2 separate regions of the Homo sapiens genome follow, and region 2 is linked to region 1. A link is an interaction called in ENCODE POLR2A ChIA-PET data of the cell type or tissue named here. Cell type or tissue: OCI-LY7. All regions are shown on one strand. Each heading gives the region's core, and the rest is flanking DNA. Links, peaks and the distances in the headings are about the cores only. Region 1 overlaps BICD1 (BICD cargo adaptor 1). Region 2 has its middle 67 kb from the start of RESF1.

Region 1 (15,248 bases), core at 2,470-10,469:
AAAGAGCAGTTTTGCTACTGAAGCTTCTGGAATGTAACTGAACAACCTTTTCTCAGATCCAGCTATTGGATAAGAAATCAAATCCAGCCATACGTGGCTGTGTACTTCTTTGACTATATTATTATCATATTAAGTAGACTTGATTTCTTAAAAAGAAAATAAAAGGTTATGACATATGCCTATAGAAATAATTCCATAAATAAAAGAATTTATTCTAATGTTGCTCAAATCTCTATGTTTTGAGGGTTGGGCCTCAGCAGCCAAGTTTATATATATAAATGTCTCCCTGGTTATAGAAGAATGGACCAGAAGCAAACACCTGGTCCCTGGTGGGCCAATCAATTTCTCTCTCCCTGACAGCTAGAATTGAAATTTGAAAATACCAGCCTCAGCCAGGTGCATTGGCTCACGCCTGTAATCCCAACACTTTGGGAAGCTGAGGCAGGAGGATCACTTGAGGCCAGGAGTTCAAGACTAGCCTCAGCATCATGGCAAGAAAATTAGCTGAGCATGGTGGCATGCACCTGTAGCCCTAGGTACTTGGGAGGCTAAGACGGGAGGATCACTTGAGCCCAGGAGTTCAAGGTTAAAGTGAGCTATGATCATGCCATGGCACACCAGCCTATGTGACAGAGCAAGACTGTTAAAAAAAAAAAAAAGTTAAAAAAAACTAGTCTCTGCCTGTAATCCCAGCACTTTGGGAGGCCAAGGCAGGTGGATCACCTGAGGTCAGGAGTTCAAGACCAGCCTGGGCAACATGGCGAAACCCCATCTCTACTAAAAATACAAAAATTGGCCAGGCATGGTAGCGTGTGCCTGTAGTCCCAGCTACTCAGGAGTCTGAGGCAGGAGAATCACGTGAACCCGGGAGGCAGAGGTTGCAGTGAGCTGAGAACGCGCCACTACACTCCAGCCTGGGAGACACAGCGAGACTCTGTCTCAAAAAACAAAAACAAAAAACAACAACAACAAAAAAACAAGTCTCTGCTGACTGCTTGAACTGAAGACATCTAGTCTCAGGAACTGTGAAGCCTCCATCTTCCACTATGGCCACAGGGAAGGAGAAAAAGGGAAACTGGGGGTAGGGAAGAAAGAAGCAGATGTGCAGGCAGAGGTAGGGATGCCCTGCAACCACAGATTCCACTCAGGTATTGCTCATATGCCTCAGTGTACTCTGACTCAGTGGCTTTCAGTCCCTGCTCCTCTTCCTTCTGCTGTCCCTGTTATCACCACTGGCATTTCTGTTCCTTTCCTTCTATGTCTCTCCAACTCCCAGAGGGAGGATTTGACCAACTGTGTTTGGTCATCACCCAATATCAAATCAACATAATGTACACTTATAAGCTAGGGATGCCTGAGAACATAACCTTCGATGTATCTATTTAGTGCTTGCAATAAACAGTGTGCCATTTATTGTACTTGGGTTGGCACGTGCATGTCTCCAAATTAATAAGAATGAAAAATGTAAGTGATTTAGCCAAAGCTGTACCATAATCCAGTGATCATATTGCATGCAAGTAATTAACAAGTTGCACCTGGTGAGTAGGAAGGCAGGCAGCCAGAGGCTCCAGAGCCATCAGAAGGGCTGTCAGGGCACAAGACTGCCAAGAAAGAAGGAAAGTGACTGTCTACTGGAAGAATCTGTGCAGGCTCCATCACAGGCAGCTGCAGCTCTGTATGAGGGCCTCTGGGGGAGCTGGGAACCTGTGCTTCTATGTGGGAACATGCTCCACTGTTTCCAGCTTTGTATAGAAATTTCTAATCATATAAATCTCAGTATTCTTGGACATCAAGGAAGTCTTATATTTTTAAGCAACCCTGTCTGCTACCATCTTCCCAACAACCCCACCACCATCTGTTTTGATGCCTACACAGAAGATATAAGCCAGTGGATCCTACATTTTTTTCAAGTATTTGCTGAAATACAAAGATTTATCAAAATTGCTAAGAAGCAGGGTACCATTGATGTTAAGATTACAAGGAAGGGCTATAATGAAAATGACAAGAAAATGCTCGGACAGAAGAGTCAATGAATTTGCCATGAGTCTCACGTGCCTTCTTTACCTGTGGAAGGGGTTCTTGTCTCTGCAATATCTTTGAACAAGAGCCTACAGATTCTTATGTTATTTTTTTTTAAGATATCAGAGTATCATACACTCACCGACATGGACTGACCCAAGGCCCCTGTGTCAGGTTGTGCAGGTCTGCACTGCATAACTTTAAGGGTACCATTTCCATCCCTACTCCCCAAACTTGTGCCACACAGCAGCCCTGGAAGTTACCCGTCTATAGCATGGAAAAGCAAGTACATGAATTCATAGATGTTAACAAGCAGTGCATTTGTAAAGCTAAAAAGAAACATTTTACCTGGTGTCCTTTCAGATCATCAGTCTCTCTGCTCAGTCAAGCACAATTCTTTTAATCCCTATCTTCATCCACTTGTCTCTCTAAAATTGATTGGGCTTCTCCTAGGATCTTCATGTTTGTACAAAGAAAGCCCAAGCTAAATTTTCAAGGTCAAGGAAAAAACATACGCTTTTCCCTGCCTAGATAAAACCTTCAGACAGACCAGAATAATGGACTAGCATTGCTACTGTCCAGATGTTCATGTCCTCCCAAAATTTGTATGTTGGAACCTAAAATCCAATGTGATAGTATTAAGAGGTATGATAGTTGATACAGTTTGGCTGTGTCCCCACCCAAATCTCATCTTGAATTGTAGCTCCCATAATTCCCATGTGTTGTAGGAGGGACCCGGTGGAAGGTAATTGAATCATGGGGACAGGTCTTTCCCATGCCATTCTCATGATAGTGAGTAAGTCTCATGAGATCTGATGGTTTTATAAAGGGGAGTTCTCCTGCACACACCCTCTTGCCTGCTGCCATGTAAGATGTACCTTTGGTCTTCCTTCACCTTCTGCCATGACTGTGAGGCCTCCGCAGCCACCTGGAACTGCAAGTCCATTAAATAAATTACCCAGTCGTGGGTATGTCTTTATTAGCAGCATGAGAACGAACGAATACGATAGTATTACAAGTAGGTGCTCTGCCTTCATGAATGGGATTAGTGCCCTTACAAAAAAGGCTTGAGGGAGGCTGTTTGTTCCCTTTCACCATGTGAGGATGCCATAAGAAGGCACCATCTGTGAAGCAGACAGCAAGCTCCCACCAGACACTGAATCTGCTGATGCCTTGATTTGGACTTCCCAGTCTCCAGAACTGTCAGTTACTCTCTCTTCTTAAGATCACATGACCAGAATTCTCCTAAGTCAGATAGGGTCAATGTTTTGCCTTAATTCCTGACTTGCATCTTTTTAACTCTGACACTAATTTTTCTCTTGGTTCACCTAAGACATCTATAATGTAACTTTATTGTTCTACATTTCAGATCATTTTCTGGCAATGCTTCTTTGACATAGCATACAAATTTTGCAACATGAAGCAATATACATTTCTTGACTTCAAAAAAATATGGTTTCCCCATAATGTATATGAAAACATATCAAAGGTGGGTTACATTATTAAATTCTGTAACTTGTATATTAATAACTTATGAAGTCTATGAATTATTATGTACCAATGATGCAAGAACATACAGCAAAATTAATGCTATCATTCATAGTGGACCCCCTCTATCATCACAGAGAAAATCATTGATGACCAGCACTGACTCCAATATTACCCAAGATCTATATTTAGTATGTCTTTAGGAGCATCATGGTTCCTTATTCAGAGGATGAGATTGTATGGAAATGGCCTATCCCATGCAGTTCAGCACAAGGAGACCCAGTGCAGTACAGGAACAATGTATGAAATGCTTAAAAATGACTATTCATTGCACATTAGAGAATGCCTATGTCACATTTTTACAATTACAGAACTCTTTTTTTTTTTTGGAGACAGAGCCTCACTTCGTCACCCAGGGTGGAGTACAGTGACGTGATCTCGGCTCACTGTAACCTCTACCTCCCGGGTTCAAGTGATTCTCGTGCCTTATCCTCCTGAGGAGCTGGGAATACAGGTGTGCACCACCATGTCCAGCTAATTTTTGTATTTTTAGTAGAGACAGGGTTTCACCATGTTGCCTAGGCTGGTCTGAAACTCCTGACCTCAAGTGTTTCTCCCACCTCAGCCTCCTAAACTGCTGGGATTACAGGCATGAGCCACTGTCCCCGGCAACATTACAGTCTATCATTTTTATAAAAATAGCAGCAACCTGTAAAAGTTCCCAGTGGAAAGCTGCATGGTCATACAGGGAGGGTTCACCAGGAAAGTTCCTACCTGCCTGTCTGCCAAGTGACCTTAAAAGGGAGCATAACTTGGTGAATTTGACATGATTCAGGTCATGATTCATGGGCTGGGAAACTGTATTCCATTCCAGGCTCATTCAGGCTCGAGGACGCTCTTGCATGTGAATTAAACCCACAGGAGACTGATGCACAAAACCAGAATAGAGCTTTATTTTACAATAAGAATTGTATAACTGCCGAGAGGTCAGAGAAGGACAGTGGGAAAATCACATTCTCTGCTCAAAGGCAGACTCTCCAGAAAGCCAGTTTACCGGGTGCCTGTTGCGGGGAACATGGAATCAGAATCAGTATGAGATTTGCCTAATTCGAATGTAACTGCATCAGACTCTGAAAACCTAGTGTGTCTGTCTCCACAACACAGGCCTGTCAGAAATGACCACTACAGAGCCAGGCAGGGTGCCCACCCCTGCTTAGCACCTCAGTGAATATGGCCAGTATCTGCTTCTCAGATTCTTTTTTTTTTGGAGACGGAGTCTCGCTCTGTCACCCAGGCTAGAGTGTGATGGTGTCATCACGGCTCACTGTAGCCTCAACCTCCCAGACTCAAGTGATCCTCCCACCTCAGCCTCCCAAGCAGCTGGGACCACAGGTGTGCACCACCACATCTGACTAATTTTTCTTATTTTTTGTAGAGATGGGGGGTCTCCCTATATTGCTAGGGCTGGCCTCAAACACCTAGGCTCAAGCAGTCCTCCCACTTCAGCCTCCCAAAGTGCTACAATTTTAGGCGTGTGCCACAGCACTTGGCCTACTGCAGTAGAGATATAGATACGAATACTTTTCTTAAGGGTACTGTACAGTTAGGCTGCCCTGGAACCATTCTGTCTCTTTGAGTTTCCTTCTCTACTCTGAACTTTAAGTGTCTATTTTCTTATTTTCTAGTTCATAGAAGACATTTCACTATCACAACTGTGTATTTACTGCCCACATTAACTAAATTATTGTGTACTTATTCATGTTTCTAGAAAACTTGAAAAAGATTTTTTAAAATTATCAACATAAAAACTCTGAAGGAGCCTTGAAGATGTTTTTAAAAAATTAAGTGAGCAGTTGAGGTAAATAATGAATGATTTTACAATCACAGATCATTTAACTTTAAAATAGCATAAAAATTCTTCTTAGTAAATCGTAACTAACAAGAAGAAGGAAATATAATGGTCGATAATTAATCAAATATCCAAAATGACGGCTAAGGGAAAAAAATCCACCACCGCCACCTGAACGACCTTTCAGTGAAATGAGCGTTGTGGATTTTAGAATTCAGAATTCTCTGTTCTTGTTCCTGTGAGTCTCTCAATCTAGCTGCTTTCCAGTCCTAATATTACTTGGCCTGTCTGGCAACATTGGTCTCTCTTGTTCTTGAAAGCTTCCCACAGCCGGGCACAGTGGCTCATATATGTAATCCCAGCACTTTGGGAAGCTGAGGCAGGAGGATCACTTGAGTTCAAGATTAGCCTGGGCAACATAGGGAGGTCCCATGTCTACAAAAATTAAAACATTAGCTGGGCATGGTGGCTCACACCTATGGTCTTAGCTCCTCGGGAGGCTAAGGTGAGAGGATCACCTAAGCCTGGGGAGGTCGAGGCTGCAGTGAGCTATGATCATACCACTACATTCCAGCCTGGGTGACAGAGCAAGACTGTCTCAAAAAAGAAAAAGGAAGAAGAAGGAGGAGGAAGGAGGAAGAAGGAAGAAGAAGAGAAAGAAGAAGAAGAGGAGGAGGAGGAAGAAGAAGAGGAAGGAGAAGGAGGAGGAGAAGGAAGGAAGGAAGGGAGGGAGGGAGGGAGGGAGGGAGGAAAGGAGGAAGGGAGAAAGAGAAGCAGAAGGAGAAGAAGAAATAAGAAAGCTTCCACGCTGGTTTCCATGAGCCACTCGGTAATCCTCCTCATCACTGCTCTCTGGCCACACTTCGTGGGCTCTGTCACTGCGTGCCCTTCCTCTGTCTGCTCTGAGGCCTGGCACTCCCTAGGTCTCCATCTGTACCTCTTTTCCTTCTTCCTCTACTTAATCTCATTCACTCCTGTGACTTTAAGAACTACTTAAATACAATGATTTGAAACCAGACAAAATGCATAAGCACAGCATAACACACATTAATAGTCCCTTGTTGTTCATTTTCTTGCTTTTCATTAGTCATCCTGAGATTCAGAAGTATATTTCCACCTGCCTACCAGCACCTCCACTTGACCATAGTTCCCTTTAACTCTTTAACTTCATCTGCTCAAAACACTTTTTTAAAACATCTCAAATCTCTTCTCCCATGATCTCTATCTGAGCTCATGATATCACCATCCACCTGCTTCCCCAAGCCCAAGCTTTGGAAGCCACAGTGAATGTGAGGCACTATTGGCTAACATGTAACAGTGACCATGTGACAGTAATTGTTAACAGTGTGCAAGAGAAAACTGTAAGGCTGGCTGCTAAATATGCCTGATAAATAACTGTCAACTTAACGCTGGTAGTATGATTAGGAAGAAGAGTGAAAGGGAAGAATAATTGGGTTCTGAGAGAGCCTTTGTTCATATGTATATGTCATTTCTAATTATAAATATGGAAATTTGATTAATTCTGTTTTTCCCACTCAACTCTAAGTTCTATAAGAGCTGGACCCATCCCTGTTTTGCTCATCACTGCATGCCCAGCACCTAATATAGTGCCTCACATATAGTAGATGCTCAGTAAACACTTGGTTCCAATTCCCTATGACCAAAGCTGACAATTCAGACTGATAAAGACAAACATTATATGAATTATTTATGTACAAGAATTAGTGTATCTATAAATGTATTGTCATGATGTACAAATATACAGAAAATAGAAATCTGCTGTCTTCTGGCATTTTGTCCTTTTCCTTAAAATCCTGCATTTACAAAAATAATATTCACTCCAGCCTTAAAATAAACTGAAAGACTTCCTCTCCCTAACCCCTCATCTGATCATCAAATTCTATCAACTTGGTCCTCTAAAATTCAGCTCAAAAACTGCTATCTCTGTGTAAAGTTATTGGCTATGTTCCAAATGCATTCTGCATATTGTCATGTATAATAGTAACATATTGTAATTATTTTAGTGTCTCCTCCTTCCTTCCCTCTTCCAAGTCCAGGAGCTACTTAAAGATTTTCAGGATCTCTTGTGCAATAACTGGGCTGAACATAGTACCTGATAACTAATTGACAGTCAATACATCACAAGTCAAAAGAAAAAAGAAATAGGATTTGGGAACACAAACATAGGATTTTGACAGCCACAATGAATTCTTTCATTCTTCCTACTCTGCACCTGTCTGTGGCCTTTTCCTCTACCATGTTCTGTCACATCCACATCATTATCTCGTGTCACAGAGCCTTCCCTGTGACTTCTGTGATGTATGGCTATGGGCATGGAATGGATGTACTTAACATTATGGCTTTTTTATTCTTTCTTCCTATTTATTCTGTCCCTTATCAGAAGCAAAGACCACAACATGTAGAAGTCTAATACAAAGTGCTGAAATATGCAAAGATAATATATGCACAGGGGTGCTGATTAAAACATTGACAAAAATGAAAGAATGTTGCTTTCAAGACACTCAGGTCTCTTTCTATACCTAAGTATATTATTCAACCATCAGAAAAGAACCAACTCCTTCCTAGATAAGAGACAACAGCACTTGCCCCTACCCATACTAATGCCACGGCTATTTGTCCATCAAAGTAAATGAATGGCTTTGTATTTGAATAGAAAAGAGGGGCACTCTGAGCTCTGAGGTGACAGATAATGCACTGATCAGTCACTCTCCAGTGGGGGTATCAGAAAAGTGAGGAAGAGAAAGTGATTCTGAGTAGTTTGGATTAATATTTGAATCTCAATCTTTATGAAAGAAATAGGAGCTTAACTTGCTATATAAAAGGTTTCAGTAGATAATAGATTTTTTGACATTGTTATGCAAGTAGATAGAATATTAACCTGCCTGGATTAATGAAAGCAATTACTAAGTGCTGTTACTATAAGTGGAATAGTTTCACTGTATCACATGTCCTGGTGATTCTTCATTTAGCCCAGATGATGCCAGGGGCTATTTGACAAAATGTTTCGTATATCTAAGAAGACATATTTTGCTGGTTTAAACCATAATCTTTGACATTTGTACCCACTGTGGATTTATGCCTCTTGTACACTCATTACAATTTAAGCAGAAACATTTTTCATGAGCAGAAAAGGAAAAATCTTAGATTTCATTAGCGAAAAAGCCACTGTCCCTACTGTCCTATTGTGATATGCTAATATTCACCCTGGAAAGAATAATTTAAGAACTCAAGCCTCTATATATGCAATTCAACTACTGTAGATTCAAAGATGGTCACAATAATTTATATACTCAAAGTTATGAAGGGTTAAAGAACTAATTATGAAAGACAATTTTTGTCCTTCTTCCCTACATAGGGAAAAATTTCTTAAAGACACAAAAATACATAACAAAGAGAAAAATTAATAAATTCAATTACATTCACCAAATTGAGAATTTTATCAAAGGACACCACAAAAAGAGTAAACTGCAGAGATGAAGATATTTGCAACACATACAAAGAATAAAGGACTAGGGGCCAGAATATATATTATACAAAGAACTCCTATAGATCATTTTGAAAAGACAGGTAACATTTGAAATGGCTGAAGACTTAAACAGGCATTTCATAAATTAGGAAATCGAAATAAAAATATGAAAAATTGCTCAAGCTTATTAGTAACTAGGGATAATGCAAATTATAAGTACCATAGGATACCATTATACACCCATCAGTTGAGCCAAATGTTAAAATCTGACAATATCCAATGATGGTGAGAATAGAGAATTCTCATACACTGCTGGAAGGTAAATAAATTGGTATGATCGCTTTGGAAAATACAGGCAGGTTGAAGATTGGCAATTCTACACCACCGTGATCACGCTCATAGAAATTCGCAAACATGTTCACCAGGCTATATGTACAACAGGTGCAGAGCAGCACTATTCATAATAGCCCAAACAATGAAAGCAAGTCAAAACCCATCAACTAAAAAATGGATAAACTGTGGTACAATCATACAATGGGATACTATACCATAACAAAATGAAATAACTAGCACTGTGTACAACAACCTGGAGAATCTCACACACACACAAAAAAAAATGTTAAATGAAAGAAAAAGCATTAAATAATATATGCAATATTATTCCATTCATGTAAAGTTCAAAAAGCAGACAAAAACTAAATTATGTGTGATAAAACTATAAAAGAAAATTAAGTAAATTATTACAACAAGTTGTGGACAATGGTTGTCTGGGACAGAGAAAGCTACGATGGAGAAGGGCACAAATGGAGATTGTGCGGTGCTTATGATATTCTATTTCCTTCATCTGGGTGGTGGCTACATGAATAGCAGGTTTATATTATTTGTTAAACTGTATATTCATGTTTGTGCACTTTTTCTGTATATATGGTATATTTCCCACAGGATGTTTTTCAGAAAGGTTATATAGACATATGAGACTAGATGGTCTGGTAAAAGAATGACAGGTGATAGACAAAAGGCAAACAAAAAATATAATCAGGAGGTAATAAGTGCTATGAAGAAAAGAAAAGCAGGATAGGGGAATAGGTTGAGAAGAGAGAACTATTTAACGGCTTGTAGCACCAGGATCTCCATAGTTAAGCCTCATGGAGTGCCACTGTGAACACAGCAAAGGCAATGCAAATTGAATGCACAATGAAGTTTCAAATTGTGCTGCATGCAAGATTTCATAAAGTCCACAAGAGATGGCTCCAACAACATCAAAAGTCCCTGACAGATAAAGATCTGGCAGCATTAGACTGTCAACAATTGAAGAAAAGAAAATAAGAAAAGCTGTCTATATTTTGGGTGCTTCATGAGAGAATAATCTTAATGATGAAATTTTTTTAAGGCTTAGAAAACTAATGAAGCCCTCAAATATGGTGTGAGATCTCTTTATAAGAATGCTGCAAGAGTCAGATGTGAAGCGAAGGCTGTTGTAATATGCCTTTTTTATAGAAAAACAATCATGCTATAAATAACAATAAAGCATTTTTAATTTGAAAAATTAGTTGACTGCTATTTTTATCTAGATAGATAGACCAATAGATAGATAGATAGATAGATAGATAGATAGATAGGATAGATAGGTGGGGTTTTTTGTTTTTTTTTTTTTTTTTTTTTTTTTTAGACAGAGTCTCACTCTTTTGCCCAGGCTGGAAGTGTGGTGACACGATCTCAGCTCACTGCAACCTCTGCCTCCCAGGTTCAAGCGATTCTCCTGTCTCAGCCTCCCCAGTAGCTCAGAGTACAGGCGCCTGCCACCACACCTGGCTAATTTTTGTATTTTTAATAGAGACGGGGTTTCACCATGTTGGCCAGGCTGGTCTCGAACTCCTGACCTCTAGTGACCCGCCCACCTTGGCCTCCTAAAGTGCTGGGATTACAGGCCTGAGCCATCACGCCAGGCTGTCAATAAACTTTTATGTTGACATACTTCAATAGAGTTTCAGTCAATCCCTCTTTTCCCTCCCTAATTTTTCCTATTTGAAAAGAATCCGCTCTCTCCTGTTTTGTTCAGCAAAATGTAAAACATTGATAAGATTTATACCTTTTTGAAAAAAATAGACTATGGTTGAGCCCATACATTCGATGAACATTTGTTCGTCACCTACTATGTGCTAGGCTCTGGGGAGAAACAAAAACAAATGAAACAAGAATCACCAAGACTCAAGAAGCTTACAACGAACGGCGAATAAAAAGGCTAGAAAACCACTGGCTTCGGGAATCTGTGGTAAGTGCTATTCAAAATGGGTGTCCAGGCCAGGCGCGGTGGCTCACGCCTGTAATCCCAGCACTTTGGGAGGCTGAGGCGGATGGATCATTTAAGGTTAGGGGTTTGAGACCAGCCTGGCCAACATGGTGAAACCCCACCTCTACTAAAAATAGAAAAATTAGCTGGGCGTAGTGGCGGGCGCCTGTACTCCGAGCTACTCGGGAGGCTGAGGCAGGAGAATCGCTTGAACCCAGGAGGTGGAGGGTGCAGTGAGCCGAGATTGCACCACTGCACTCCAGCCTGGGCGACAGAGCAAGACTCCGCTCAAAAACAAAACAAAACAAAAAGTGTGTCCAAAGGAAGGGCCTCTAAATCAGATTTCTCATGGGGCATTAGAAATATAGAATTTTGTTTTTGCCATATTTTTCATACAATCTTAGCTTAATAACAAAAACACAAATTAGTCACAGGCAGTCATCAGGACAAAAAAAAATCAGAAATATAAATTCTGAATAAGCTATAAACTAGATAACAAGGCCTTGAATAATTCCATTTTCTTAACTTTAAGTTGATATCTAATAAGACAGGAGTGCAACATCGAAACGCTGTCTTGTTTGAATTATAAATCTTCACTTTAAAGCGGCAGATGGAGCGCCTTATGTTCACAGAAAGCAAGCCAAGGGCTCAGAAAAGGTAACCACTCCGCCAAAGGGAAAGACACAAAACAGAAAACATGGCTCTGAACTTATATGCCCTCGAAGGGTTAACAGATGCCTGAATTTGTGAGAATTTTACAGAATTAGAATGGAACTAGTACAAAGTCCTCCAATGTGTTTTCCTTTCTGGGTCATGCAAACACGTACGTTCTACGGAAGATTTCAAGTACAACAAAAAAATCCGGGTTTCCCATCACAGAACCTAAGTCGCCGCATTTCCTCTGGTGTATAACATGTTGTTGATGCAGTTATTGTCCTTTGTTTTTTTTTTAGCTCTGTTTCCTTAAATGCCAAAACTACACACACGAAGTATGTAATACGAACACTGTGACAATGAGGAGATGCAAGTAACATTTTATTCACCTGAAGAAACTAAACCCCAACATTTTGCTTTTTGTCTACAGACACAGTTCCTGTAAACACAGAATCAAATACGGTGCGCGTAGAAAATAAAAAGATCCTCCCACACTATGGCACTTCCTTCAATGGAGGCTACTCGGGAGGCTGAGGCAGCGAATTGCTTGAACCCGGGAGGCGGGGTTGCATTGAGCTGAGATTGCGCCACTGCACTCCAGCCTGGGCGACAGAGCGAGACTCCGTATCAAAAAACAAACAAAACAACAACAACAACAACAAACAAGATGTTGTATTCTTGACATTTAGGCATTTTCTAAAATATTACATTTTTTATAAAATTTCTCTGCCATGGAAAAAAAATCCACCTTTGCCAGAGCAAAGGAAGCCAGTGAAAGAAGTAATTCATTGGGAGTATAATTATAAGCATTTAGCATTGTTTTGAACATGAGAAAAAGGCAAGCTTTCATCTAACAGATTTTCATAATCTCAAGAAATAATTCATCTGCCATTTATTTTCAGGGAAATGTGGTGCTTCTTGGAAGAAGCCCAGAGGATCCTGCTGTTAAACCAAGACCCATGCAGGAAAAAAAAATTATCCACTCCACAATAACATGGCAGGTAACACAAAGGCAGTGGTACTTCTCCAGCCGGGAGAGGCCCCCTCAAAACAGGAACTCCTGCCGGCTGACTTAATTACAGCACAGCAAGGGAATCCACTACAAAGGCAGGAGCCACTGAACAGAGAGCTGCTGAGATCCGTCCTCGGTACACGGACAGATGGTTCTGCTGCTTCTCGGCTGGTATAAGACCTTATAGAAGACTCTGAAAACTGAAACACGCCAACAAGTTTTCTGTTACCAGTATTTTTTTTTTAACTCTGTGCCCAGGCCAGGAGCGGTGGCTCACGCCTGTAATCTCAGCGCTTTGGGAGGCCGAGGCGGGCGGATCGCGAGGTCAGGGGTTTGAGCATCCTGGCCAACATGGTGAAACCCCGTCTTTACTAAAAATACAAAAATCAGCTGGGCGTGGTGGCGCTTGTCTGTAGTCCCAGCTACTTGGGAGGCTAAGGCACGAGGAATCGCTCGAACCCAGGAAGAGGAGGTTGCAGTGAGCCGAGATTGCACCACTGCGCTCCAGCCTGGCGACAGAGCGAGACTCCGTCTCAAACAAACAAATAAACAAAAAAACCCTTTGTGCCCACCGTATGCTAGCGTAAAAGTAATCTGAATTTGAAAGTCAATCAGCAAGTATTTACTGAGCGACGTGTAAGGGATAAGGAAAAGGTCTAAAGCAGCTTATCTAGTTTAGGGACATGGATTAAACTCTGATTTAATTTTAGGGCTTTTGACTTTTTCATCATCACACACAGACACACACAAACACACACACACAAAATTAGAGGAGAGGCCATGAAAGCACTGCCTTGAAAATTCTCAGACAAATTTACAGAAACAGAGTGAGTCCATGTAAGAAACCTGACCTTATACACAGGGACGATGCACTGAAACCTGTTTCACAGCAAAGGGAACTGAAAGTTTCTAAAGCAGTCACCACAGCAGCCACGTGGCTTAGAACACAAAACAGACAGCCCCCTAAATTATGAAGTCATACACACAGCTGCTAAATAACAGCACTGAGTAAACTCTATCTTGTAAAAAATGTTTAAACAAAATGAAAATTTAACTACAAACATTATTTATGGAATTAATATACATGCAAATTTTCTGCATGCAAACTCTACCTTCCTGGTCACTTTGAAGGATATAAATTAATCAAAATCACAAAATTCTTCAATCTTATGTAAGAATGTACAATAATGCCACTGAAGCAATTTAGAACTTACAATGCCCATAGCATAGAATCTATTATATATAGATATCTAATTATATCTATCTAAACACATACATATACAGATGCTCCTCAACTGATGATGAGATTATGTCCTAGTAAACCCATCATAGTTTGAAAAATATCATAAGTCAAAAATACATTTAATACGCCTAACCTATCAAATACAGCTTACTTAGCCTCACCTACCTTAAACATGCTCAAAACACTTACATTAGCCTATATTTGGGCAAAAATCACCTAACACAAAGCCTATTTAAAGTAAAGTGTTGAATAGCTCATGTAATTTGTTGACTGGTGTACTGAAAGTGAAAAACAGAATAGACGTGTGGGCACCCAAAATATGGTTTATATAAAGTCAAAAAATTATAAAGTCAAAAAATAATTATAAAGTCAAAAAATCATTAAGATGAACCATCGTTAAGTCAGGGACCATCTGCATACATATATAAATACATACACATACATATTCCTATTTAATACTGATATCAACTCTATAAACTAAAAATGCACAGCTTGGTGAGTCTGAATGAGTTAATATATTTAAAGCACTTGGAGAACTTCTATCAATACAAGCTTTGAAGTCACACTGCCTGACTGAGATTTTGGTTCCATCGCTAGACAAATTAATTTATCTGTGCTGCAATTTTCTCATCTATGTAAGTGGAAATAATAATAAAAGCCTCTACTTCATAGGCTAATGAGGCATATGCTATCTGGCATATTAAATATCTAGCACAATACCCAGTATGTGGTAGGCAATGAACACAAGCGAGCTATTTTTAAACTTTATATATTTGGCCAGGCACGGTGGCTCACGCCTGTAATCTCAGCACTTTGGGAGGCCAAGGCAGGCGGATTGCCTAAGCTCAGGAGTCCGAGACCAGCTTGGCCAACATAGCAAAACCCTGTCCCTACTAAAAACACCAAAAATTAACCAGGCATGGTGATGCGTGCCTGTAATCCCAGCTACTTGGGAGACTGAGGCAGGAGAATCGCTTGAACCTGGGAGGCGGAGGTTGCAGTGAACTGAGATCGCGCCACTGCACTCCAGCCTAGGAGACAGAAGGAGACTCTGTCTCAAAAAAAAAAAAGTTTTTATATTTGGCCTCCAGTAATGGAGGCCTTTTTACAAAGGGAATCCGAATTAAAACTTGGGTCTCCTGATAAATTTGAGAATACTTTCTACAGCCATGCTGCTGGGAACCATACAAAGGAGGCATTTAATCA
Region 2 (15,248 bases), core at 4,532-12,531, 120 kb after region 1:
AGGGAAGAAAGATTGTCTTTTCCATTTGAAATGAACCTGAACCTGGCACAGTGCCGCATGCCTGTAGTCCCAGGTACTTGGGAGGCTAAGGCAGGAAGATCACTTCAGCCCAGGACTTCAAGGCTAGCCTTGGCAATATAGTGAAACCCTATCTCTAAAAAATAGAGTGAGAGTGAGAGAGAGAGAGCTCACAGCACAAGTGCCTCACACACCACCAAATGAGACCATGATAGAAGCTAGAAGTGCAAAGTGCAAGTCTACCAAACCCATCCCAGCTAATTTTGATAACACTATTAACAATACCCTGTTTATGGTTTTTGTTTTTTTTTTTTTTTTTGAGACAGAGTCTGTCTCTGTCACCGAGGCTGGAGTGCAGTGGCGCATCTCTGCTTACTGCAAGGTCCGTCCCCTGGGTTCATGCCATTCTCCTGCCTCAGCCTCCCGAGTAGCTGAGACTGCAGGCACCCGCCACCATGCCCGGCCAATTTTTTTGTATTTTTAGTAGAGAAGGGATTTCACCGTGTTAGCCAGGATGGTCTCAATCTCCTGACCTCGTGATCTGCCCGCCTCGGTTTATGTTTTTTTAAAATGGGACAAGGGAAAGGTTTGCCGGTCCAAGGAAAACTTCTACCAATCCTCCCATTTACCTTTGGTTGTATAGAATATAGCAAAAATGAGTTTTGAGAGTAAGGATTTTATTCAACTTCATTTCACAAACATTTACTGAGCATCTTCTAAGAGTCAGGAGCAATATGAAGGCCCCCTACCCTAAAGGAGTTGACATTTCCTCAGGTGATGCAGACACTGCCTGAAAGCTATGACTGCAATCGGGTCCTGCTACCAGCATGAGTAAAGTGTAATAGGATCTCAGAAGTAGGGCTCAATTAATTCTCCCTGGAAGAGTTAGGAAATGCTTCACAGATGAGGTGATACTTGAGCTGGCCTTTGGAGTAAAGCGAGTAGGATTTTTTCCGTCAGCTGGAGAAGCAGTAAAAGGGTTTTCTAGATACAGGACACATACAACATGAGCAACATGAGCAGCTTGCACATTCTAGGGACTGGCAAGCTGATTTGAAGGAAAGTGAGAAGTTTCATACGGCTGGCACAAAACAAGTATATGACAGGAGCAAGAAGATGCAAGTAAAAATGGTTTGATCTATGGACATAAACAAAGACCAACCGAAAGAGAACAATCAAAGGCTATTTATCCAGAGCCTGCTACAGCAAGAGCGTCAGTCACAGTCACTTGTGTTTTGGCAAAGACTCAAAGGCAGGCAGAGGAGTGGGAAATTTTTATAGTGGAAAAAGAGAAGGTTTCAAGTATGCCCTGATAGCTGCCAGCTTTGCCTGTCACGGGACTCATGACTATAACCCCAGCACTTTAGGAGGCTGAGGCAGGAGGATTTCTTGACCCCAGGAGTTTGAGACCAGCCTGGGCAACACAGTGAGATCTCATCTCTACAAAAAATTAAAAATAAAATTAGCCAGGCTTGGTGGCAAATGCCTGTAGTCCCAGCAACTTGGGAGGTTGAGGTGGGAGGACTGCATGAGCCTGGGAGGCTGAGGATACAGTGAGCCATGATCGTGCCACTGCAACTCCAGCCAGGGTAACAGAGTGAGACCCTGTCTCAAGTAACTGCCAGCTTCTCTCATTTCTGTCCCAGCTTCCAATTTAGGACCCACAGGAGAAAGCCAAATATGCACCCCTAACCAATCCCATAGGATGCGCCTCTTCTAGTTAGCTGCCTACAGCTTCTCCAGGTCGACAGCGTCCAATCAGGGTAGACCTGAAACTTTTTGCTTTTTCCACTATCAAGTTTTCGCAGTCCTCTGCTTGACTTTGACTTTTTACCAAATGCACATGATGGTGGCTCTCTCTCTTGCTATATAGCAAGCTCTGATTAGATAGCCTTTATTTGTTCTCCTGTAGGTGGTCTTTATTTCCATACAATCAAGTCTAAGCTGCTACCTGGACTATCTCAAGCCTCCTAAATGGTCTCACTCTTCAACTCTTCTCTGATAAATAAGTTGATGCCAGTTATCTAAATCTTTCAAAGTATATAAAACATAGAGTTGATGATGAAAATTTTGCACTGTGTTTGTGCCTGCCATCTTCAGTGCCTCCATCCCTACTTCTGACTCTGTAGTGTATGCCCGGCTGATTTCCATGACAAGGTTTGCTCTGGCAGCCTGAACTGTAACACTCCCCCAGCAGTTCATAACCAGCTCCCTCACTCATCCTGTGGGTAAGTCTGGGTCATGCTCTCTACACTGAGTCCCAGGGTTCTGCAGCAAGATGCAGCTACAGTTGCTCACAGTGGCAGCTGGATTGATAGCTCACCCTTTTCTTAACTGCTTTTCCCTTCCATCCTTATCTCACGTCGCCAGTCCTCCACCAGTGTTTCCTGAGATCACCTCCCAGTGAATTATTAATACTTGCTTTCAAATCCTTTCTCAGGGTGTGTGTCTGTGGGAACCCAAGAGAATACAGCCAGAATTAGAAATAACTCAAATCACCTTATTCAAATAACTAACAACTACAGGAGGAAGAGGAGACCAAATTGCCACTTCCCGCATAGGTTTTCACTAATATATATGCTTGGCAAGAATAAGGAAAAGAGAGTACCCAAGTTATTTTAAAAAGAAGTAAAAAAAAGAAAAGAAGAAAAATTGTTAATGCCATTTACAATTTCAAAAATGACTGCATGTGGTTCATTAACAAGCATTTTCTAATCATAAATAAGTTGCATCACTCCGTGCAGTTATTTAAGGCTGTTGAATTCATACAAAACTAGAGGTAAAAGATTACAATGCAGATGACTAAAGGCAGAATTAGCAGTAAAATAATTTGATGGAGGAGACAAATGGCTTTACATGGAATGGAAGAAAACCTGACAGAAAATCTATCACTTGTGGTAAATGGGGGAGTATTGTACCATTAGTAAAATAGTAATATTAAAAACAAAAAAGCAAATGTTTGTTTGTTTTTGAGACAGAGCTTTGCTCTGGTTGCCCAGGCTGGAGCACAATGGCACAATCTCGGCTCACTGCAACCTCCGCCTCCGGGGTTCAAGCGATTCTCCTGCCTCAGCCTCCCAAGTCGCTGGGATTACAGACGTGTGCCACCACGCCCATCTAATTTTTGCATTTTTTTTTTAGTAGAGACGGGGTTTCAGCATGCTGCCCACGCCGGTCTCGAACTCCTGACCTCATGTGATCCACTTGCCTTGGCCTCCTAAAGTGCTGGGATTATAGGCGTGAGCCACCCCACTCGGCCTATTTATTTCTTTTGAGACAGGGTCTGGCTCTGTCACCCAGGCTGGAGTGCAGTGGTGAGATTACGACTCACTGCAACTTCCACCTCCTAGGCACAAGGGATCCTCCCACCTCAGCCTCTTGAGCAGTTAGGACTACAAGCTCATGACACCACACCCGGATAATTATTTTATCTTTAGTAGAGATGAGGGCTCACGATGTTGCCCAGGCTGGTCTTGAACTCCTGGCCTCAAGAAATCTACCCACCTTGGCCTCCCAAAGTGCTGGGATTACAGGTGTGAACCACCACACCCAGCTTAAAATACCTTTAATTAACTTCAAAAATAGCAGCAATAAATACAATTATTAATTAATTTATTTTTATTTATTTATTTTTGAGACAGAGTTTCACTCTGTAGCCCAGGCTGCAGTGTGGTGGTGTTATCTTGGCTCACAGCAACCTCTCCCTCCTGGGTTCAAGCGATTCTCCTGCCTCAGCCTCCCAAGTAGCTGAAATTACAGGCATCTATCACCATGCCCAGCTAAATTTTTTATATATATATATATTTAGTAGAGATGGGGTGTCACCATGTTGGCCAGGCTGTTCTCAAATTCCTGACCTCAAGTGATCCACCCACCTCGACCTCCCAAAGTGCTAGGATTACAGGTGTGAGGCTGTGCACAGGGCCTCTTTCTTTCCTTCCTTTCTTCCCTTTCTTTTCTTCTTTCTTTCTCTTTCTTCCTTTCCTTTCTTCCTTTCTTTCCTTTCCTTCCTTCCTCCCTCTTTCTTTCCTTTCTTCCTTTCTTCTTTCTTTCTTTTGCTTTCTTTCTTTCCTTTTCCTTTCTTCCTTTCCTGTCTTCCTTTCTTTCCTTTCCTTTCCTTCCTTTCTCCCTCTTTCTTTCCTTTCTTCCTTTCTTCCTTTCTTCTCTTTCTTCCTTCCTTTCTTTCTCTCTTTCTTCTTTCTTTTTCTTTCTCTTTCCTTTTCCTTTCTTCCTTTCCCTTCCTTTCTTTCCTTTCCCTTCCCTTCCTTCCTTCCTCCCTCCCTTCCTCCCTGCCTCCCTCCCGCTCTCTCTTTCTTTCTTTTCTTCTTTCCCTCCCTCCCTCCTTCCTTCCTTCCCTCCTTCCCTCCTTCCCTCCTTCTTTTCTTTCCTACAGGGTCTCTCACTCTCTCACCCAGACTGGAGTGCAGTGGTGCTATCACAGCTCACCACGACCTCTGCCTCTCAGGCTCAAGCAATTCTCTTGCCTAAGCCTCCCAAGTAGCTGGGATTACAGGTGCTCGCCACCATGCCCAGCTAATTTTTGTATTTTTTTTAGTAGAGACAGGGTTTCACCGTGTTGTCCAGGCTGGTCTCAAACTCCTGACCTCAAATGATCCACCCACTTCGGCCTCCCAAAGTGCTGGGATTGCAGGCATGAGCCACAGAGCCTGGCCTACTTATTTTTAAGACCGGGTTTTACTCCCATCACCCAGGCTGGAGTGAAGTGGCGTGATGTGGGCTCACTGCAACCTCCGCCTCCTTGGCTCAAGAGATTCTCCCACCTCAGCCCCATGAGTAGCTGGGATTACAGGCCCACACCACTGCACCCAGCTAATTTACAAATAACACATTTTTATCTGTTTTTTTTTTTTTTTTTAGACGAAGTCTCACTCTGTCACCCAGGCTGGAGTGCAGTGGCACAATCTTGGCTTACTGCAACCTCCGGCCTCCCGGGTTCAAATGATTCTCCTGCCTCAGCCTCCTGAGTAGCTGGGATTACAGGTGTGCACCACCACGTCCTGCTAATTTTTTTGTATTTTTAGTAGAGACAGGTTTTTGTTTGTTTGTTGGTTATATGTAAAAAATGTTTACTTAGAAATAGAATGCTTGTTCCTTGGTGCTACGAAGAAATAGCACTCGAACATAAATTTAATTCTCTTAGCATGGCAATCTTTACTTTTTGCAGAAAGTCAAGTATTCACCACAGATGGAATAATGGCAAGAGCACACCTGAACAATGGAGGGAAGTAATTTTTATCCTTTACGCAGTTTGTCCCTGCTACTGTGTCCTGTCTCCATTGGCTAAAGCCAGACCTCACAATCTAAACTAAAACCTGATTAGCTAACAGTTTAAAACTTTTCTAAATAGGCAAAGGCAATAGAAAGACAAAGGAAAAGAGGAAGTTACTTACGAAAGGACTTAGAAAGGTAATAACATTCTTAAATAAGGAAGGGGCATAGGCTGCGAGCCGGGACAGGCCTGTGCGCATGTCTAGCATACAGTTAGTCTTTAAAAGAAACTACTATTTCTAACACTTATGATTTATTCTTGAACAAGAAGGGAAACTTTGAAGAGGAACTTTTTACTTTCTACAATTTCCTTGTCTTGTTTTTATAGTTTTCTTCTTCAAACTTTTTTTTTTAAATATGTCTTGGCTTAGTTGTTTTGATTAGCTTTTAAATGTATGGTATAACATAACATGACATCTAATAAGGAGAAGTATACTTATTACAGTTGCTAGAGAAGTAAGGACTGAGGCCATGGTCTCTTTCTGTTGGCTGAACTATTTCTCGAGCTAATTTGAAATAGAGTTGTTAATGCTGGAATTTTTTGCTAACTTATTTAATAAGGCAGTAAGTCCTTGGAGGGTCCTTGTTATGCTCCCATTGGGAGCAGTGTTGTTTGGAATAAAGGTGCAACACTGAGTTTTGATTATAATATAAACACTACCTTTCTTTGTTAATATTATATTTAAAGTTATCTTATTTTCTCAGGCCATTTGACTTGTGGGTTTTAATTGTTCAGCTATTTCTTTAACAGCATCTTTGGTATAGTTAATAAATTGCTGCTGGTAGTAATAAATGCAGTTTATTTAATCTACATTTTTATTAATTGCTACTCACTAAAACAACATTGACTTAAACCTTGCAGCTATTTGATCTCTGGTTTTAAATTTATTTGGTACTCTGTGAGGACCTCTAATTGCATCTGAATAGACATGGGAATCAAAATAGCTGTAAGGGGCTGCTTCTTTTGAGGCTTCTTTTATTTGCTTATGTCGTAATTTCTCTTTTTCTGATTGATGAAATGCCAGGGTAAAAGGGATAGCTAATTGAACTAGAGCATAAGTGCTGCTCTAATTATTTGGTAGAGTGTCTAGTAAAGGTTTTTTACAGTATTACTATGCATCCGCTTGGGGATGAATAAGGGTGGACTGATGGGTTAGCTTTTGGAAGTGCCTGACCTCGCTGTATCATGTTAAGTCTTCAAAGTACGCTAAATTTTCCTTTTATCGTTGGAGACACGAGGTAAAATTGGTCTTGGAAGATGGAGGCTGAATGGCCCTCGGGGGGCTGACCCTCAGGGTACTGCACTTTAGGAAATAGTAGAGAGAGTTTGGCACACTTTACTATCTTAGGCTGCAGGATTTTGATACCGGCCGGGTGCAGTGGCTCACGCCTATATCCCAGCACTTTGGGAGGCCGAGACGGGCGGATCACGAGGTCAGGAGATGGAGATCGAGACCATCCTGGCTAACAGGGTAAAACCCCGTCTCTACTAAAAATACAAAAAAAAAAAAAAAAAAAAAGTTAGCCGGGCTTGGCAGCGTGCGCTTGTAGTCCCAGCTACTTGGGAGGCTGAGGCAGGAGAATGGCTTGAACCCGGGAGGTGGAGCTTGTAGTAAGCCGAGATTGCGCCACTGCACTCCAGCCTGGGCGACAGAGCGAGACTCCGTCTCAGATAAAAAAAAGAAAAAAAGACAAAAGAAGAAAAGGAGCTACCATGCAGTCCATGCCTTGTCGATTAGAGGACTATCTGAGTGGAAAGGGGATAACTTGGACTTCTAGCCTACTGTGTGCACAAGCATAACAATTGCTTTTATTTAGAGTGCGGACAGAATATTTAATGTATTTTAGCTAGTCATTTACATCTTGATATCTTGTTTTAATTGCTGTGGTTTGCTTTAGATTTTTTTACTTTTACTACAAAGACTTTGGTTTTGTCATTTGGTATGAGAGGAGTGATAACTGAACAGGCATTAAAAGTAATAATTTGAGGTGAGTTAGATTTAGTTACATTAATAAGATGGGGAGTAGTTAAAGGAAAGAAAAGATAGATAAAGTTTTCTTAGCTTTAACTTGGTAGGGCTTGACCCTGGAACAATGACCTATAACTTTGATGGTGATGACGCTTTTTTGACTTGGGTATGATGTGTCTATCCTTTTCTGCTGTGCGAACGGCAGTCTCGGTGGTTAGCAGCACAAGGTAGGGTTCTTAGGCTGCCTCGAGTTTTTCTTCTTTCTATCTTTTGATGAGGATGTGGTTTCCAGGCAGGTGCTGGTGTACGGCTCCTCTGGTTTGTTTCCTTTCTTGGCTCATGCATGAGGTCGCCTGGTCCACATCATATGTGAGGATCATTTACTCCAGATTGCTGGCCAGTTTCTTCTGCCTTGTTGAGAGTCCGGGTCTATTCATCACACCAGATGGGTCTCAATTTCTTACTACCCCTGAGGCCACCACAATGAGGCAGTGGGAGACCCCCTCATGAGAGGACTAGAGACCACCCCAGAGGAAAATGTATCCCTGTACGGACCACCATTTCTTATATGTAAAAATGTTTATTTAGAAATAGAATGCTTGTTCCCCAGTGCTACAAAGAAATAACATTCAAACATAAATTTAATTCTCTTAGCAAGGCAAACTTTACTTTATGCAGAAAGGGGCTCATAGCAGATGGAATAATGGCGAGAGCACCAGTAGAGACAGGTTTTCACCATGTTAGCCAGGCTGGTCTTGAACTCCTGAGCTCAAGTGATCACCTGCCTCAGGCTCCCAAAGTGCTGGGATGGAAAAGGAGAGTGCCTTGGATTGGCCCTGGCGAAGCAGGGACCATCCCTTTATCTGCACAGGGCGCCAGTTCACCTCAGTCTTTAATTTGCCACAGACCAAATCCTTCATCTAGATAAGAACCTCAAATGAGGTACTTAAAGCCCAGAAAGCTTTGTAACTGCACCCTTGAGCTGCTTGCTCAGGCCCACTCCCACCCTGTGAAGTGCTTTCTCGCTTTAATGAATTCCTGCTCTCGTTGCTTCATTCCTGCATTTCATTTCTCTGCTACTTCGTACGTTTTGTTCAATTCTTTGTTCAAAATGCCAAGGACCTGGACAACTCGTAGTCAAGACCCTCTACCAGTAACACTTGTTGCTCCTATTCCTCCTGGTGCTATTTATTGCTACTGCACATGTACCCTGTGCCCAAGGGTAGAACGACTTTCCAGCTTCTGAAGCACAGAGGCTTGGGGAGGACAGATTGTCATGTGACTCAGGACTTCACTGAACCTTGTTCATACAGTTGACCACATTCCTTTGTTTGGATCACTAAGGGAGAGTCATTATCATTACAAGGCAAGATCCTGGGCAAAGCACATTTTAGACCCCAAAATATTTTGTCCTCTTTGCAAGGCATTTCATCTATTATTTCCTTTTTAATCCAGGATGGGCAAAAAAAGAAGTTGTAATGTTTGTATTCCATATTTGTCGTTACAAAAGAAAGATATTTTCATATTCCAAAATTGTAAAAGTAAACAAAACACAGTAACAACAACGAAAACTATAATCAGAAGGAAGGGCACCAGGTTCAGACAGTGGTGGCTTTGAAAGAAGAAGTAAGTGAGATTGAAATTGAGAGAATTAAAAAAAAGATTTTAAGTTTTTTTTTTTTTTTGAGACAGGGTCTCACTCTGTCACACAGGCTGGAGTGCAGTGATGCAATCTCAGCTCATTGCAACCTCTGCCTCCCTGGCTCAACTGATCCTCCCACCTCAGCCTCCTGAGTAGCTGGGACTACAGGCGGGTACCACTACGCCCAGCTAATTTTTATATTTTTTTGTGGAGATGGGGTTTAGACATGTTGCCCAGGCTGGTCTTGAACTCTTGAACTCAAGCGATCTGTTCATCTTGCCCCCGCCCCAAAGTGCTGAGATCGCATACTGCACTCCAGCCTGGGCAACAGAGCAAGGCTCCATCTCAAAAAAAAAAAAGATAAAAAGCTACACACCGCTGGGCGTGGTGGCTCAAGCCAGTAATTCCAGCACTTTGGAAAGCCAAGGCGAGTAGATCATGAGGTCAAGAGATCGAGACCATCCTGGCCAACATGGTGAAACCCTGTCTCCACTAAAAATATAAAAATTAGCTGGGCGTGGTGGTGCGTGACTGTAATCCCAGTTATTCAGGAGGCTGAGGCAGGAGAATCGCTTGAACCTGGTATGCGGAGATTGCAGTGAGCCGAGATGGCGCCACTGCACTTCAGCCTGGCGAATAAGCAAGACTCCGTCTCAAAAAAAAGCTACATACCTCCCTCACAATTTGCCCAGAAGGAAATTCCTTGTGGACAAGGGACAGACAGAACTCAGTCATCCCTCTGAGGAGGCTCACCTGAGACAAATGCATATCTGATTGCTTCCCCTGCCCTATTGTTTATGTAAAAATGCAGATTCACTGAGCCAGCCTAAATTGTGTATTCAGTGGAAAGATGATCAAGGATTTAAAAGAATGCAACCTTTTGTCTCTTACCTATGTGGGACCTGGAAGCCCTTGCCTCAAGTTATCCCGCGTTACCAGAACGAACCAATGCACATCTTACACATATTGATTAATGTCTCATGTCTCCCTAAAATGTATACAAGCAAGTTGCACACCGACCACCTTGGGCACATGTCGTTAGGACCTCCTGAAGCTGTGTCACAGGCACATCCTTAACCTTGGCAAAATAAACTAAGCTGATTAAGACCTGTCTCAGATACCTTTTGGTTTACAATAGCAAAACCCCGTCTCTAAACAAACAAACAAAAGCAAAAAGAAAAAATTAGGGAAAAGACTATTCTTTCCCTTTTCTTAAAGCATTTTCTTTAGAGGATTTGTCATTGTAAATTCTCTCTGCCCCTGTGAGATGTATATAAATCTTTCTTTTCTTTTCTTTTCTTTTTTTTGAGATGGAGTCTTGCTCTGTTGCCCAGGCTGGAGTACAGTGGTGCTATCTCAGCTCACTGCAACTTCCGCCTCCGGGGTTCAAGTGATTCACTTGCCTCAGCCTCCCAGGTAGCTGGGATTACAGGCACGCGCCACCACATCTGGCTAATTTTTTGTATTTTAGTAGAGATGGGGTTTCACCATGTTGGCCAAGATGGTCTCCATCTCCTGACATCGTGATCCAACCGCCTCGGCCTCCCAAAGTGCTGGGATTACAGGCATAAGCCAACGCGCCTGGCCCCAGATGTATATAAATCTTTCTAAAAGCCTCTTGTAAATGTGTAAAACCCAGGAATGTCTTTCTCAAGGACTTGAGATCTCTTTGAAATGTAAGCATCAAAAATGGCAGTGCTCCTATCTACCAGTGATACAGCTCCGATGAGTGGAGGAACACCAGGGTTCTTGGTCCTCGTGCCAGTTTAGATAAAACGACACAGACACACGTGGAGTGGTTTTAAGGAGTGGAGAGCTTGAGAGCTTAATAGGCAAGAAGAGGCAAGAAGGAAGGGAGGAGGAACAAGCTCCCCTGTAAAGAGACAGAGGGAGGGGGGCTCCAAAGCTGAGAGAGGGGAACCCCGACCTGCCACAGATACCAGCTAGATATATGTACACAGAGGCTGGAGGAGGCGGTGTCTGAATTGCATAGGGCTCAGGGGATTGGTTTGACTAGGCATGTCATTCACATATCTGCGAAAAAGCTGGCCCTCCCACCATAGCCTTTTAATATGCAAAAGCGGGGCACCATGATGTTCTAACACACGTGGGAATACATGGGGGCGGCCATGTTGCCAGGAACTTGTGGGGAAAGGGCAAGAAGGCAGGGGAATCACCATGTTTGGGTGGACCTAGTTTCTAATGGCTTGCATTTACATATCAAAGGTTGCCAGCCTGGCTCTAAGAGCCGGGGCTATACAAGAAACTTTTCCGAAGATGCTTTAAAGAAAACTTCCCAGCTGGGTGCGGTGGCTCACGCCTGTAATCCCAGCACTTTGGGAGGCCCAGGCGGGCAGATCACGAGGTCAGAAGATCGAGACCATCCTGGCTAACACGGTGAAACCCCGTCTCTACTAAAAAAAAAAAAAAAAAAAAAAACAAAAACAAAAAATTAGCCGGGTGTGGTGGCGGGTGCCTGTAGTCCCAGCTACTCGGGAGGCTGAGTGAGGCAGGAGAATGGCGTGAACCCGAGAGGCAGAGCTTGCAGTGAGCCGAGATAGCGCCACTGCACTCCAGCCTGGGCGACAGAGCGAGACTCCCTCTCAAAACAAAACAAAACAAACAAACAAAAAAACCCGAAAACTTCCCAAGGACCCCTTTTCTTCTCTATATACCTAAAATAATTTCTTAATAACTCCTACAGCACCAGTTCCCGTGGGAGGCAGGAGCCTAACGTTGGTGAGAATGTTGCTCCAAATTGCCAAACTACCTCCTCTCACAAAGGTATGAGAAGTTGGCCTGGCGCAATGACTCACAGCTATAATCCCAGCATTTTGGGAGGCCAAAGCAGGAGGATCACTTTCATTCAGGAGTTCAAGACTAGCCTGGGCAACATAGCAAGACCTCGTCTGTACAAAAATGAAAAATACAAAATTAGCTGGGCATGGTGATGCGCCCCTGTAGTCCTAGCTACTTGGGATGCTGAGATGGAAGGATTACCTGAACCCAGGAGGTCAAGGCTGCAGTGAGCTGTAATCATGCCACTGTACTCCAGTCTGAGTGAGAGTGAGACCCTGTCTTAAAAACAAAAACAAAACAAAACAAAAAACCAAACACAAACAACAACAAAAAAAACCCATACAGATAGGAGAAGTTTATTTTTCCTTTATGTAACACTGTCAGAGGCGTATGAACCAGAGTGACTCCATCTTGAATAGGGGCTAAGTAAAATGAGGCTGAGACCTGCTGGGATGCATTCCCAGGAGGTTAAGGCATTCTAAATCACAGGATGAGATAGGAGGTCAGCACAAGATACAGACCATAGAACAGGTTGTTGATAAAACAGTTTGCAGTAAAGAAGCCGGCTAAAACCTAGCAAAACCAAGAGGGCAATGAGAGTGACCTCAGGGCATCCTCACTGTTCACTATACACTAATTATAATATATTAGCATGCTAAAAGACAGCCCCAGTAGCGCCATGACAGTTTACAGATGCTATGGCAACATCAGGAAGTTACCCAGCATGGTCTAAAAAGGAGAGGAACCCTCAGTTCTGGGAATTACCCACCCCTTTCCCAGAAAACTCATGAATAATCCACTTCTGGTTTACCAGATAATCAAGAAGTAACAATAAGTTTAAGTGGCTGAGTGGCCCATGCTACTGCTCTGCCTATGGGGTAGCCATTCTTTATTACTTTCTTTTTTTGTTGTTTTGTTTTGTTTTGAGGCAGAGTCTCACTCTATTGCCAAGGCTGGAGTGCAATGGTGTGATCTCGGCTCACTGCAACCTCTGCCTTTCGGGTTCAAGCAATTCTCCTGCCTCAGCCTCCTGGAATTAGCTGGGATTGATTATAGGCACACACCACCAGGCTGGGCCAATCTTTGTTATTTTAATAGAGACAGGGTTTCACCATGTTGGCCAGGCTAGCCTCGAACTCCTGACCTCGTATCCGCTGGCCTCAGCCTCCCAAAGTTGTGAGGTTACAGGCGTAAGCCACTGTGCCTGGCCTACTTTCTTAATAAACTTGCTTTCACTTTACCCTATGGACTCATCCCGAATTCTTTCTTGTGCGAGAGCTAAGAACCCTTTCTTGGGGTCTGAATCAGGACCCCTTTCAGCTAACTTTACCAATTACCACAGATGGTCACCCTTAATTACCAGGTGAATTTAGAATGAACTATTTGTTACAAATAGTGCTGTCAGGTCAGCTTACTTAGGACTTGCAGCTTATCTCAAGAACATCTATGTTAAGGGTTGTGTCTGCTTAGCTACATAAAAGGGAGACTTTTACAAAACAGATTACATTCTGTTTTGTAATCTCTTAGTGGATTGCCTGTGGTGAATATCACATTTTGATTTAATGCTTATTCAATAATAAAATTATTTTTCTACTATCTTTGTGGAAAGACTTATTGGAGATTTTGTTTTTAGTTCCATTTCTCCAGCAGGTGTGTTTTATTATTCTACGTACTTTTTTGTATTTTTTTAAATTACAAAAAAAAAAAGATACATTCATGGACAACTCCTGAAAAATGCTGTCTACTTTCCTATAGTGCTATTTCCTATAAGTAAACTTCATTTTGTTCAGCAAGTAACCTTTTTTTCCCCCCAGGATCTTAATTAATTAAACGGGTTTTTGATTTACATGTCTAGAAAACTGTTTGAGACCTTAGTATTAAATGCATTTTTTAAAAATTTAGAGACTTAAGGCCGGGCGCAGTGGCTCACGCCTGTAATCCCAGCACTTTGGGAGGCCGAGGCGGGTGGATCACGAGGTCAGGAGTTCAAGATGAGCCTGGCCAAGATGGTGAAACCCCGTCTCTATTAAAAATACAAAAAAAATTAGCTGGGCGTGGTGGCACACGCCTGTAATCCCAGCTACTCTAGATGCTGAGGAGGAGAATTGCTTAAACCTGGAGGGGCGGAGGTTGCGGTGAGCTGAGATCGCACCACTGCACTCCAGCCTGGGCAACAGAGCGAGACTCCGTCTCAAAAAAAAAAAAAAAAGTTTAGAGACTTAAGAGGGAGAGTTTTATATGTAAAACGTTACAATGGAATTCACAGAGAATTTTTTTCTTGTTAAAATATGCTTAAAAATATGAGATTTAATTTGTAAAATATAATACCTGTTTTTCCTGCTAAATTTTAACTTATCTAAAACCAGGGACATTATCTTATTTGCTGCTGTATGCCCTGCTCTAACACAGAGGTAGGTACACAAAAGATGTCTAATAATTTTTGAGTTGAATAAACGGGAAGATAGATGCGTGAACTATAACAAAGCCAGAACATCGTCGTTCCCTATGTATCTGTGGGAGATTGGTTCCAGCACCTCCTTGAATAACAAAATCTGTGAGTGCTCAAATCTCTTATATAAGATGGTGTAGTATTTGCATATAACCTATGCACATCCTCCTATATACTTTAAATCCTCTCTGGATTACTTATAATACCTAATACAGTTGACTTTTTTTTTTTTTTTTTGAGACGTTGTCTCACTCTGGACCACGCTGAATTGCAGTGGCATAATCCTGGCTCACCGCAACCTCCGCTTTTCAGGAGGTTCAAGCGATTCTTCTGCCTCAGCCTCCCGAGTAGCTGGGACTATAGGCCCACTTCACTGAGCCTGGCTAATTTTTTACTTTTAGTAGAGATGGGGTTTCACTTTATGTTGGCCAGGCTGGTCTCAAACTCCCGACCTCAGGTGATCCACCCGCCTCGGCCTCCCAGAGTGCTGGGATTACAGGTATAAGCCACAGCGTCCGGCCAACAAATGTATTTTAAGGATTAATAATTTTATTGAATTACACAGTAACCCACTGAAAATGTAAATTGACTAAACCATAAAAGTAACAACAGTATTCCTTCTTTTAATTATTGTATTGAAGGAGAAAAGGAAATTTCACCCCAAAATATGACTCCCTTGTATAATGAATATTTTGAATTAAACACTCTTCTGTGAATGGTGGCTCATGCCTGTAATCCCAGTACTTTGGGAGGCCAAGGTGGGAAGATCGCTTGAGGTCAGTTCAAGACCAGCCTGGCCAACATGGCGAAACCCCATCTTTACTAAAAATACAAAAGGCCGGGCACAGTGGCTCACACCTGTAATCCCAGCACTTTGGGAGGCCGAGGCGGGCAGATCACGAGGTCAGGAGATAGAGACCTGGCTAACATGGTGAAACCGCATCTCTACTAAAAATACAAAAAAATAGCCGGGTGTGGTGGTGGGCGCCTGTAGTCCCAGCTACTCAGGAGGCTGAGGCAGGAGAATGGCATGAACCTGGGAGGCGGAGCTTGCAGTGAGCTGAGATCGCGCTGCTGCACT

What was found. ChIA-PET counts read pairs that join two places held together with the same protein. Peaks named below come from ENCODE experiments on the same cell type or tissue, not always from the same donor. Only the 100,000 strongest peaks of a DNase experiment are listed, where the experiment ranks them.
Region 2: POLR2A ChIA-PET joins it to region 1 with 7 read pairs; 5 of 35 experiments call an interaction of 5 or more read pairs at or near these places.

What each region holds. Positions count from the first base shown.
Region 1 is chr12:32,137,668-32,152,915 of GRCh38, reverse strand. The region is part of intron 1 of BICD1 (BICD cargo adaptor 1); the gene reads right to left. Among named protein-coding and RNA genes, the nearest start is that of BICD1-AS1, 38 kb to the right of the region's middle. RefSeq lists enhancers at 6,140-6,209, 12,921-12,970. In OCI-LY7, for the core only: no CTCF peak of the experiment used is centred there; no DNase peak of the experiment used is centred there; H3K27ac peaks cover 511 bases.
Region 2 is chr12:32,018,379-32,033,626 of GRCh38, reverse strand. No RefSeq gene overlaps it. Among named protein-coding and RNA genes, the nearest start is that of RESF1, 67 kb to the right of the region's middle. RefSeq lists enhancers at 8,338-8,632, 9,899-10,572, 11,247-11,920. In OCI-LY7, for the core only: no CTCF peak of the experiment used is centred there; DNase peaks (open chromatin) are centred at 5,456 and 7,556; H3K4me3 peaks cover 398 bases.